3 separate regions of the Homo sapiens genome follow, and all the other regions are linked to region 3. Evidence: chromatin loops called from intact Hi-C (ENCODE). Cell type or tissue: Caco-2. All regions are shown on one strand. Region 1 holds the start of LHX2 (LIM homeobox 2). Region 2 overlaps DENND1A (DENN domain containing 1A). Region 3 overlaps DENND1A (DENN domain containing 1A).

Region 1 (2,500 bases), 470 kb after region 3:
AAACCTGCCTCCGAAGCAGACCCAGATGGGACTCTGTAACCGAAGTGCTTATTCAGTTTTTGTCTACAATCATTTTATTTCCTAAATCCCTCCCCCACCAGACACCTGGGTATTTCCCTCCAGTCCCCAGGAGACTCTAGGGTGAGCCTGAAACCTGGAGGCTGGGGGTAGCAGTTGGGATTTACCCAGCACGCTACTTTGTTGGCCCCTGGGGAGGTGGTGCAGCCAGGCGGGTAAGGAGGACTCGCGCCATCAGCGGGGTCTGAGACATGGTGTGCCCAGTGGGCAGAGAATAGGCCTGTGGTTTTTAAGAACCTCACTGATATCGAATGTGTCTTGGAGTGAGAAAGTTTTTAATGGAAAAGGAGCAAGAGAGAGTAATGAAATAATTTGCTAAGTGCCTACTATGTTCCAGGCATTTTACATCCACAGTCTCTTTCAATCAACACGTCCATGCGGAGGAGAGCTTCTTGTCGCCCATTATAAAGGTCAGAAACAGGCTAAGGGAGGATAAGTCACTGCCTAAGGTTACAGTGCATGTAAATGGCAGAGCTAGGATTCGAACCCTGGCCTTTCTGAGTTCCTAAAGCCATGCTCGCCCCCACTCTTCCAGGCTGGGGAGAGACCGGGAAGAGCGAGAAGCTACACGCTGGGCTGCAGATTGGGCCCTAGCGGGCTTGGAGCGTGGATATGCTGGCTGGCCCCCCTCCCCGGGAGTCACAGCTCTCGCCGGTCTCGCCACTCAGGCTCTGCCGGGTACCCAGGAGGCTTGCACGGCCGCCTGCAGCCCGCTGTGCAGAGCCCGGGCCGAAGGCGGAGCTCGATGGGAAACGGCCGGCCGAAGGCTCTTGCAACTCTGCCACAGGCCTGCCTTCCCGGGCCTCCCAGGCGGGTGCCTGAGGCCGCGGCTCCAGGCCGAGGGGAGACCGCAGTGAGACGAGCATCCCCTTGCTGCGCCTTCTTAGGATAGAGGGTTTAATTTTCCTTTCTGAAGATATCGCAGGAAGCTGTTCGTATCTTAAAAACTCCAAACCCCGCGCTCTCCCTCCTCCCTGCCTCCCCCCCACCCCCGCCCTCCAGCCTCGCCCACCAGCTCCCACCATCTCGACTCTCCTCTGCTCCTCTTGCCTCTCCCCTCCCTCTTGGGTCTCCCGCCTTCCCGGAGCACGCGCTGCCAGGGCCTGGGGCGCCGAGCGGCCAATGGCACGGCGGCAGGACGTGATGTCAGGCGCGGCTGTAGAAAAGGCGCGGAGGCTTGCGCTGGCGCGGACTGCAGAGCCGGGGCTGGGCTAGGCGCGCGCTTGGAGAGCATTGCGCGCGGCTGGGCCCGCGGCCGGCGGCTCCTCCTCCCACTCTGCTCCTCCTCTTTTTTCTCCTCCTCCACCTCCTCCTCCGCCTCCTCCTCCTCCTCTTCCTCCTCCTCTTCAATTCTCCCGGTGGCTCGACTCGGCTCGCAGGCTTCGGAGAAACCCCTACTCCAGTCGCCGACTCAGCGCCCAAGAGGGTCGCCTTGGGCTGGGGGCGCACCCCAGGGAGGGGAGGGGTCCAGGCAGCTGGGCCGCCGCGGACACCTAGCGGCTTCAGGGTGAACCCCGACCGCAGCCGTCGCCGCCTCGGGCAGAGTTTGCGCCCTTGCTTTGCGCCCCGGGCGCTGAAGCCGGGCGGGCGATGCCCGCGGCGTGAAAGCGCCCGCGGCGGGCGCCGACCTCTGTCCTAGTCTCCTGCTCCCCCCGCCCCGCTTGTCCCGTGCCCTTGTGACCCTGGCTTTGGCGCCGTCGCCCAGGCGCCCCGCAATGTAGCTGCCCCTGCGCCTCGGCGGGAGGCGTCCTGCCCCGCGAGCGCCCGGGGCCCGGAGCCCGGCCTGGGGGCTCAGCCGAGCTCGGGCGGGGCCGGGGCCGCGGTGGCGATGCACCGGGCCCGTTAGCGCCAGGAGCGCCAGGCAGCTGAGGCGGGGGGCAAGCCCTCCCTCGGAGGAGCCGCGCCCCCGGCCCCGCCGGTCCCGCCGCGATGCTGTTCCACAGTCTGTCGGGCCCCGAGGTGCACGGGGTCATCGACGAGATGGACCGCAGGGCCAAGAGCGAGGCTCCCGCCATCAGCTCCGCCATCGACCGCGGCGACACCGAGACGGTAGGCGCGCGGCTGTGGGGTCGGGGCTGAGAGCTGGGATGGGGCCGGGCCAGTCAGCGCCTCTGCTCCCCGAAGTTTGGGGAGCGTCCTTCGTGCCGCACGGGACTGGGTGCTGGGGATCCTCGGTCAGAATGCAAGGCCGGTGGCTCCCGGTTCGGGGGAAACCCGGCTGCTGGGACGCAGAAGGGAAACAAGGTTGAAACCGAAATCTCGGCCCTGGGGGTAGAGGAGAGCGTTTCTTCCGAACTGGAAGCGAAGTCCCATCCGCGGCCCGGGGCGGCTCCCTTCTCACCTTGCCCGGTGCCGGGGTCGACAGCCCCGCGCTCTCCTCCACCTCTCGGCTCCGGTTGCTGGCGGCGCCGCGAGCGGCGCC
Region 2 (2,500 bases), 130 kb after region 3:
CTCAGGTTATCTGCCTGCCTCGGCCTCCCAAACTGCTGGGATTATAGGCGTGAGCCACCTGGCCACGGCTCTTAGAATGGTTTTTCTAAAATGCAAATCTCCATCGCACATTGTACTTAATTGCTGCAATGATGTCCGTCACTCCAGGATCCAGTCCACATTTGTTAGGATGGACTTCTGGGGCTCTTCACTGCCAGGCCCTTGCCCACTTTTCTGGTTGTCCTCTGTCTACTTCCTCATAGATATGCTCCCCTCACTCCTCTCACTCCGGAACGTCCTGGTATCTTTGAGCCTGCCTGGGCTTACATACACTGGGCCCTTTTCTCCCAGACCTCTGTGGGTCTAGTCTAGCTGATTTCTACTCATCCTCCTAACTGTCCCTCACCCCCTCCCCATCCCCACTTCATGTGCCCTAATTCTCTCTTTTCTGTGCTGCCCTGGTCATGAGAATGCTGCTCTCAGAACATTCCCCACATGATGCAGTCCTCAATGGCATGTCTGTTTTCTCAACAGACCACATGCAAACAGAGAGGAAGGGGCCTATCTTTCTTCACTTTGTCTTTCCGGTGCCAAGAATGGCACCTGGCACACCGTCAGTGCTCAGCGTTTACTGAGCAAATAAAGCCAGACAAAGACTGACGGCAAGGGTGCACGCATCCTATGGAATTGTTGAAAAGTATCCACACCCCCAAGCAGTTTTGCCACTTACTTTCAACGGCTTTGTTCTCTAGAAGGAAATTTTCCAAAGCTACATCTAACAGCAAGCGAGAAGAAGGTTGTACCAAGCGCTTGCCGGCCTGGTCATGTCTGCCCTGCTGTGCTAACAGAGTCCAATACCGACAGATATGGACACGAGGTAGCGCACAGATGTGATATCCTGCCAGGGAGAGGGGAATCAGCACCCTGTACAGATTACCGGCTGCGCCACTGAGGGTAATAAATGAAGTGAGAGGCAACAAAGAGAACAGATAAAGTGCACAGTCCTCTGTCATTAACGTCTGTCTAAAGCCAGCACATGCTACTGTAAAATTTAAGTAGCTTATCAAAATATACTGATAAGCAACTTAACTTTTCACTTCTATGACAGTATTATCACTTATGTTAATATGTTTCAATCAGCCCTGGCAGCTGCATATTGACTATTACATAGCAAATGACTGCTGCCACTTTGCACAGCATTTACTTTGGCAGAGTAATGTAAACATTCAAGAGGGATTAGGGAGCAGATAAGTTTCTCCTTTCCTATTCTGTTAAATAAACCTCGGCCGAGTTAAAAGCCATTATAGTATGAACGAGAAATCCCCTCAGAAGAAAACTCTTGCACAGATTAGACGACTCAGTAAACAAATTTGACCAAGGATTACAAATTTTTTTTTTCCTGAAAGCAAAATACCACTAGTTAAATCCAGCCACTGAAAGTCAGGAGGCAGGGGGGAAAAGGCAAGAAGGGGAAGTAGAATCTTGCAAGAAAACTGTGACTTCAAGTAAACAAGAGAAAAACTGAATCATTTTAGAAATATTTGGTGAAGTGATATGGGGCAGGCTGGGTGCTCTGACAGTTTAGGACTACAGAATCCATCGAAGTAGTTTTGGATGAGTAGGTTCAACTGACCAATGTGGCTTGGGCACAGAAGCTCCAGCCTCCAAGTTGTCACCTGCTGTGAGGATGAAGGAGGTGACGTGGGAAGGAGCTCCTAGCCTACTATAGATGGCACCCTGGTTCTCACACTCAGCCTCAGCCTCAGCCTCAGCCTCACCAAGTCAATTCTTTTTGGCTATGCTAAGCAGAACCACTGGCCACAAGAAGTTTTGCAGTTACCCTGGAAATCAGCCATTTCTTTCTCCCTTTGGCCTGACCGGACACAACTGTTCCCCACATGTTGTCCCCTGTACACTCACAGATGAATATCTAGTGATGGCAGTGTTAAGGTTTTGAAACCGAAACCCAGCTGTCTTCTTCTTCAAAGGGCCCCTGTTTTCCCCTGTTGGGAGGCCAGGGTTCACAGCGGAGCTCTATCCAGCGGCGTTTCCTGTCCTGCTTCATTAGAGCCGCCACAACAGCTTGCGCGGCCTGCTAGGCTGCAGGTGAGGCTGCAGGGACCCTGCACTCCAGTCTGCGTGTGTCTGTCATCATTGAATAAACAATCCTTCCCAGTCCAAAGACAGAAACAAACACTCTAGTACACTGCACCACCTTGGACATCTAACGGGGTGCGACCATCCGTGGTCCGCCTCTGCCTGCTGCCTTTGTGTGACGGCTTGAGTCCCCACTGCGGAGTACCACAGTTGGGACTATGGTGGGCTCTGTCCAAGGCTGTGGCACAAAGGGTCCTCCTGCACTCAAGAAAGCTATGGTCCTCATCAGAAAGAGACACACCCACAACAGAGTAACAGTTTGGGTGGAAGGAGCTGGAAGTCCTTCCCAAGTGCTTTATTTAGTTTAGGCTTTCGGACTGATGTAGAAGATGATCATGGAGCATCATCATGACCCAATCAGAAG
Region 3 (2,500 bases):
TTTTGAATTTCAGCTCCTCCATCACTTGTGTAACCACTTCCTTGCATTATTTCCCCTCTGTTGTAAACAATGAAAGTAGTCTCTGTTGTCCTTAGATCCTGACTGACACACTGATTAAGCTGCTGGACCTAGAGGACCAAGTAGAGCAGCCTGCCGTCCTGAGCTGGGAAAGCCGAATGGCGGCTCAGCTCTGCGTCTCAGGACCACCTGTTGGCCCCAAACCTCTGTCTGGCCAGACAAGAAATGCTTTGGAAAAACAATGTGCTTTCCTGTTTTTGAGATTCCCAGTCATGGAACGGGTAAAAATGAACCCAGCTGGTATCCTAATTCCATGGTCTCAGAGCAAGAAAAATTAACCATCAGCCATTAGCTCTAGCAGTGCTTCGTAAACTGCTGTGAGGAGTACTAGATGCATGGAATGCTGATATGTATTTTGTGGAAAAGGTCTGAAAAATGCTGGGTTAAACAAAGTGATCCAGATTTCTCTACAGCTGGGCTTCAGTAGTGTACATTGTTAATGTATTTAAAAAGTTACAGTAGATGTAAAGTGTAACAATTCCAAATTCTATGGGATCAGAAAATATATCAATATCTTTGGGTCTAATAGTTCAAGGAACAGGGTTCTGGAAATGCTGGCTTATGACATTAGTGCTGAATCCTGTAGAGGCCAACACAGTCTCTTATGGCCTGGAAACTGACCACTCCTCTGCTTCGTCCTCAGCCACGCTCCTTCTGTCCCTGCTCCAGCCACAGGGGCACTCACAGTACCCGACCGTGCCACATGCTGTCAAGGCCGCTTGCCTCTGCATGTGCTACTTCCTGCCCCCTGCTCCTGGGGAGCTCCTATTCCTCCGGTAAGGCCTTATTCCAGACACATCCGTCCCTGGGAAGCTTCCCCGCAGCACCCAATCTGCAGTGATTAGCCCTGTGCTGAAATGTCTCCCAGCTTGCACATTCTACTATAGCAGTTCCCACCCCTTACTGCAACTCTCTGCTTCCTTTCCTTCTCTGCCTCTCACTGTCTTTAACAGTGACCAGGTCTTATTTGTCAGTGTGTGTGCAAGTCAGTGCCCTGGTCAGGTCTGCGGTGGGGACCACTATTGTAAGATTTCAAATGCTTGTTCCATGTTGTGCTAACAAGGCTTGACTATAATAGACTTCAAATTCACTATAAATCAAAATTCCATTGTTAATACAATCCCTAATAAATAAACCTTATATGAATGTGGCTTTTATCATGATTGTCAATAATTTGCTTTTGTAAAATCCTAACATCAACTGAAAAACAACCAACAAGAAATATGGATTAACACTGCTGTGAGAAAGCTAGCCACTAGGTGTCAGCCCAGGAAAAGAGGAGGAAGGGCTACACTTCCCAGCGTTTTAAGTTTTCATCCAATTATCACTACAAATATCAAATATTTAAACAACAAAATATTAGCCAATTAAAATTATCTATTAAAGGAATGTTTTAAAAAAGATATATAAAATTTTGACATTACCCCTTGCAAAATAGTTTATAAAGGTTGTTAGTTTAACCTGTATTTGTCAAGAAACACTTGTATAGATTAGAGAAATTGACTCCTAAGAGGGAACCAACTCAGTTTTCTTCTGAAATGCCCTCAAATCACATGTAATATGAACCACATGGTAATCACCATTGTGGAGTGCAGTCAGAGAAAAGAGCATGGTCACCAGAACCAGGCAGATGGAGGGGCCAATCCTGTCTCTGCCACTTCTTAAAAAGTGACAATCTTTCCTAGCCTCAGTTTCTCATCAGTAAAATGGGGCTGTGCATGCTCTCCACAGGGGGGCTGTAAAAAGGGGAATATATATAAAGAGCCTAGCATATAACAAATGCTGTTCTTTTCTTTTCCTTAAGACTTCAGGTCTTAATGATTTATTTAACGAAGCTGTTTTATAGCTTCCAAACAACTAAGGACATTATAAATAAGAACTATGTGCCAGGCGTGGTGGCTCACGCCTGTAATCCCAGCACTTTGGGAAGCCAAGGTGGGCGGATCACCAGGTCAGGAGATCAAGACCATCCTGGCTAACACGGTGAAACCCCGTCTCTACTAAAAACACAAAAAATTAGCCGGTCGTGGTGGCGGGCGCCTGTAGTCCTAGCTACTTGGGAGGCTGAGGCAGGAGAATGGCGTGAACCCGGGAGGTGGAGCTTGCAGTGAGCTGAGATCGCGCCACTGTACTCCAGCCTGGGCGACAGAGCAAGACTCCGTCTCAAAAAGAAAAAAAAAAAGAACTATGACAACTTCATTCATTCACATCCTACTGAGCACCTTCTATGTATCAGGTTCTGTGCCAAGGATACATGAGTAAACATGACATTCCACTGTCTTCTGGAGAAGGCTTCAATTTTCTTGTGGAAGGGTAGCCTAAGCCTGAATGTCATGTAGTCATATATTTCAGAGAATGCAACCGCACCCCACAGAAAATCAGTGAAGATATATATCCAAGAACTGAGGGTGGGGATGAAATC

The links. A loop is a pair of places that touch in the nucleus more often than their neighbours do. Peaks named below come from ENCODE experiments on the same cell type or tissue, not always from the same donor. Only the 100,000 strongest peaks of a DNase experiment are listed, where the experiment ranks them.
Region 1: a loop joins it to region 3, with 3 times the contacts of the local background. A loop is called at or near these places in 8 of 110 quality-filtered maps.
Region 2: it touches region 3 in a loop (2.3-fold over the local background); 2 of 110 quality-filtered maps call a loop at or near these places.

Annotation. Positions count from the first base shown.
Region 1 is chr9:124,010,342-124,012,841 of GRCh38, forward strand. It overlaps LHX2 (LIM homeobox 2), which reads left to right and starts at 1,427. Exons shown (of 5, transcript NM_004789.4): 1 at 1,427-2,127. The coding sequence starts at 2,008. RefSeq lists a silencer at 1,351-1,400 and an enhancer at 2,339-2,500. In Caco-2, no CTCF peak of the experiment used is centred here; DNase peaks (open chromatin) are centred at 809 and 1,240; H3K4me3 peaks cover 1,350 bases.
Region 2 is chr9:123,677,665-123,680,164 of GRCh38, forward strand. All of the region lies in intron 5 of DENND1A (DENN domain containing 1A), which reads right to left. Among named protein-coding and RNA genes, the nearest start is that of MIR7150, 190 kb to the left of the region's middle. RefSeq lists an enhancer at 1,857-1,936. In Caco-2, no CTCF peak of the experiment used is centred here; DNase peaks (open chromatin) are centred at 917 and 1,147.
Region 3 is chr9:123,542,855-123,545,354 of GRCh38, forward strand. The region is part of intron 13 of DENND1A (DENN domain containing 1A); the gene reads right to left. Among named protein-coding and RNA genes, the nearest start is that of MIR7150, 58 kb to the left of the region's middle. In Caco-2, a CTCF peak has its summit at 1,341 (motif pointing right); no DNase peak of the experiment used is centred here.